2 separate regions of the Homo sapiens genome follow, and region 2 is linked to region 1. A link is a loop called in an ENCODE intact Hi-C map of the cell type or tissue named here. Cell type or tissue: GM12878. All regions are shown on one strand.

The links. Peaks named below come from ENCODE experiments on the same cell type or tissue, not always from the same donor. Only the 100,000 strongest peaks of a DNase experiment are listed, where the experiment ranks them.
Region 2: it touches region 1 in a loop (5-fold over the local background); 1 of 110 quality-filtered maps calls a loop at or near these places.

What each region holds. Positions count from the first base shown.
Region 1 is chr10:89,958,810-89,961,309 of GRCh38, reverse strand. No RefSeq gene overlaps it. Among named protein-coding and RNA genes, the nearest start is that of LINC01375, 2.7 kb to the right of the region's middle. In GM12878, no CTCF peak of the experiment used is centred here; DNase peaks (open chromatin) are centred at 1,419 and 1,529; H3K27ac peaks cover 269 bases.
Region 2 is chr10:90,046,400-90,048,899 of GRCh38, reverse strand. No RefSeq gene overlaps it. Among named protein-coding and RNA genes, the nearest start is that of LINC01375, 90 kb to the right of the region's middle. RefSeq lists an enhancer at 1,254-1,403. In GM12878, no CTCF peak of the experiment used is centred here; a DNase peak (open chromatin) is centred at 1,519; H3K27ac peaks cover 2,458 bases.

The DNA of each region.
Region 1 (2,500 bases):
GCTGTCTGTGGACGCCTCTTTTCTTAGAAGCAGCCCAATACCCTCGATATCACCCCGACCTATTAGCCATAGGCAAGGCCACAGCAAGCTCTTAAATCTCCCTCTCTAGCACCCCCTTACACTGTCCTCTTTCTCTTCCCTCAATCACTCAAATCTCCTACTTCAGTCTTGTCTGACCCAAGTATTTATTCTTTTGTTTGGATCGGATCAAGCTTCATTGCTGGGCCCTTTGGATTTGATGCCTGGGAACATCCTTTGGTTCTCCAGCCATTACTTTGGTTTCTTAACTCAATTCTCCTTTCTTCTACCCTCAGCTGAGGGCCAGCTCCACACTCAGGAACCCCAGCCTGGGCAGAATTCAAGGACTTTTTTGATAAGAAGACAAGTACAGACACACTCCTGAAGATTATACATTTCTTTTTTTTTTTTTTTTTTTTTTGAGACGGAGTTTCACTCTGTCGCCCAGGCTGGAGTGCAGTGGCGCGATCTCGACTCACTGCAAGCTCCGCCTCCCGGGTTCACGCCATTCTCCTGCCTCAGCCTCCCGTGTAGCTGGGACTACAGGCGCGCGCCACCATGCCCGGCTAATTTTTGTATTTTTAGTAGAGACGGGGTTTCACCGTGTTAGCCAGAATGGTCTTGATCTCCTGACCTCGTGATCCGCCCGTCTCGGCCTCCCAAAGTGCTGGGATTACAGGCGTGAGCCACCGTGCCCGGCCTATACATTTCTTTATGTCTACATCTCCTGGGATAATATTTTGAGTAAAGGAAAGAAAGAAAGAAAAATGTAGCCAACTACTTATCCCTCCCGCTATCAGCCATGCACAGCATAGATGAAGTAGGTGAGTAGATTACTAGACTGATCTCTTTCCCCTGCTCCCCACATTATTAACTTTTGGGAGTCATTCTTCTGAACAGTCACAGACTCTGTCAAAGACGATGTCTAAACAGCAGTGAATTAACAAGTTGGAAAACGTACCCATCAGATGAAGCCTTGTCTTTGTCTTGCCAGATCAACCAGTTTATTGTTTTTCACTAAGTTAACTGGGATGGCTGCTTTTGACAATAAGAAGGCACAGCTTGAAAGTGACTTGGCTTTGTTCAGTGAAATGATGAGTTTATTTGAAAACAAGAAAAAGCAGCATAGATTTGAACCCTATCCTCCCCTAAAAGTAGCTCCGTATGCCTTATGTAGGAATGGGTACAATCTTGGTGTTCAGAGAGAATGTGGTGAGTTTTTTCAGGCGATATAAGAAAACTATAATAACTTGTGACAGGGCAGAGATCGTCACAGAAAGATATCCTTAATTAGCCCCAATCTAATGCTGAGTCATTCGAGGGCATCAATTACTCATAATAGGAAGAAGTCCAAGAATCGTAACCAATCATCAATCAACATTTGCTGAGAATTTTCTCTGTAATCAGAACAATAATAGGAGTGCCTATGAGAAAGGAAAGACTCAAACCCTGACCTCAAATGGCCTGCAATTACTTGAGCCAAGACAGGCAACATAAAATATAAGGGAGGAATACAGGATTATATAGACCTCATAGGATGTAAGCTCCATTCTTCAGTAGAAATCTGGCTTTATGTGTAGGGCTATTCACAGGACTAACCTCTCACAGATGGCACGTTATAAGAATTCTCAGCTGTGGAAAACAGAGGTGGCTTCCATTTGTTTTCAGTTCTGTTACCTAGGTCTCTACTCTCATTTACACTTCCTTTATTTCTATGCCCACTACCGAAATCTTATCTGTGTGACACATGGGTCACACAATTAAAACTGCCACTATACTACATCTCCAGACTGCTCTGCACTTGAGAATTTCACGTATAATTTCATGTGCTGAAGAAATCATTAATGTTCCTAATGCATAAATGAAGAAATTGAAGCTCAAAGACTTTGTTTATTGTTTTCAAGACTGGCTGAGCAGTACAGTCACTTAGGAAGCTTTTTTTAAAAAAAATAATTTAATTAAATTAAAAAATTCTTGCCCACCTCAAAAGCACAGTAGATTAATTTGTTATAAATTACTAATTTGAGGGGAAAACTGGTTTGTCATAAGACACACAGCCTTAATATGGCAAAACCAAGAATCAGATCTCTAGTTCCTGTCTCCAAACTCAGCCAAACCATTCTACATCCTACAGTCAGACATTGCTTCACAAAGGACATTCATCTATATCTTATGTGATCCATGTTGTGTCACATGTGAAGGCTAGTCAAGGTACACTCTGGTGGGATTGCTGTGTGAGTATTTAAAAGTCTGTGCATGTGAGTTTTACCACACTCAGAATTAGAAGGTAAAAGCCCAGATTTTCAAGGAACTGAAAGGAATAAGACTTATTATCAGTTTGTCAATATTTTATGTAAAAGAGATGATGGAGAAAGAATTTCACAAGCTACCAATGAAAAAAGTTTTTTAAGAAATCTTTGAAAAACAAGGTTGTTGATGAACTGGAATTTCACTTTTAGTTCTCTCAAACCCCTATCTCATC
Region 2 (2,500 bases), 88 kb before region 1:
CTGTTTTTATATCAGAAATAACAGACTTTAAACCAACAACAGCAAAAAATGACAAAGAAGGGCATTACATAACAACAAAGGGTTCAATTCAAGTTAAGTCAAGAAGAGTTAACTACTTTAAATATATATACCCAACATTGGAACACCAGATTCTTAAAGCAACTACTTCTAGACCTACAGAAAGACTTAGACACCAAGAAAATAATAGTGCAGAACTTCAACCCCTCACTGATGCTCTTAGACAGATCAATTGAGGCAGACAACTAACAAAGAACTTCTGGACCTAAATTTGACACTTGACCATTGGATCTAATAAACATCTACAGAATGTTTCACCCATTAAACACATTTGTCTCAATAGTACACAGAACATACTCTAAAACTGACCACATGCTCAACCATAAAGCAAGTCTCAATAAATTTAAAAAAAGTGAAATCATACCAACCATATTCTCAGAATACAGTGGAATAAATATTAAAATCAATATCAAGAAGATCCCTCAAAACCACAAAATTACATAGGAATTTAACAAATTGCTCATAAATCACTTTTGGATAAACAATGAAATTAAGTCAGACATCAAATTATTCTTTGAAACAAATGAAAACAGAGGCAAAACATATCAAAATCTCTGGGATGCAGCAAAAGCAGTGTTAAGAGGAAAGTTTATAGGGCTAACACACCAACCTCAAAAAATTAGAAAAATTTCAAATTAATGATTTAACATCACGCCTAGAGTAACTAGAAAACACAAGAACAAATTGACCCCAAAGCTAGCACACACACACACACAAAATAACTAAAATCAGAGCAGAACTGAATGAAATTCAGATCCAAAAATCCATACAAAGAATTGACAAAACCCAAGTTAATTCCTGAAAAGGATAAACAAGGCTGATAGACTTCCAGCTAGATTAATAAAAGAGAAAAAGAGAGAAGGTCCAAATAAGCACAATCAAAAATGACAAAGGTGACATTACAACTAATACCACAAAAATACAAAAGATCCTCAGAGACTATTATGAACACATCTGTGCACACAAACTAGAAAATCTAGAGGAAATGGATAAATTTCTGGAAACACACATCTCAAGATTGAATCAGGAAGAAATTGAAACCTTGAAGCAACTGATATTAAGTTCTGAAGTTTAATCATTAATAAAAAACCTACAAACACAAAAAAGCCTCAAACAAAATGGACTCACAGCCGAATTCTACCACGTGTACAAAGAAGAACTGATACCAATTCAAGTGAAACTATTCTAAAAAATTGAGGAAGAGAGACTCTTCACTATCTCATTCAATGAAGCCAACATCACCCTGATACCAAAACCTGGAAAAGACACAACAACAAAAAAAAGAAAACTACAGGCCAATACCTCTGGTGAACATAGACAAAAATATCCTCTACACAATACTAGCAAACTGAATCCTGCAGCACATAAAAAAGTTAATTCACCACAATTAAGTAGGCTTCATGCCTGGTATGCAAGTTTGGTTCAACATACACAAATCAATAAATGTGACTCACCACAAAAGCAGAATTGAAACCCGAAACCATATCATCATCTTAACAGACACAGAAAAAGCCTCCAATAAAATCCAGCATCCCTTCATGACAAGAACTGTCAACAAAATAGGCATCAAAGGAACATATCTCAAAATAGTAAGAGTCATCTATGACAAACCCACAGCCAACATTATATTGAAGGGGCAAAAGCTGGAAGCATTCCCCTTGAGAACTGTTAACAAGACAAGTATATCTCTTCTTACCACTCCTGTTCAACATAGTACTGGAAGTCCTTGCCAGAGCAATTAACTGAAAGAAATGAAGAGCATTCTAATAGAAAAAGAAGCCAAGCTACCTCTTTTCACTGATGATATGACTTTATACCTAGAAAACCATAAAGACTAAGCCAAAGGGCTCCTGGAACTGACAGACAACTTCAGTAAAGTTTCAGGATACAAAATCAATGTACAAAACTGAGTAGCATTTCTGTACACCAATAATGCTCAAGCTGAGAGTATAATCAAGAATGCAATGCAATTTACAATAGCCACAGACAAAATGTAAAATGCCTAGGAATGTATCTAACCAAGGAGGTGAAAGATTTCTGCAAGGAGAAAAACAAAACACTGCAAACATATCATAGATGGAAAACACCGAAAAAAATCATAGTGACACGAACAAATGGAAAACTAGTCCAGGCTCATGAAATGGAAGACTCAATATTATTAAAATGGCCATACTGGCCAAAGCAATCTAGAGATTCAACACTATTTCTATCAAACTACAAATTTCAGTTTTCACAGAGTTAGAAAAACATCCTAAAATTTATATGGAATAAAAAGAAAGAGCCAAAATAGCAAAAGCAATCCAAGCAAAAACAACAAAACTGGAGGCATCACATTACTTAAGTTCAAACTATACTATAAGGCTATACAGTAACCAAAATAACACAATAGTGGTACAAAAACAAACCCACAGACCAACGGAAA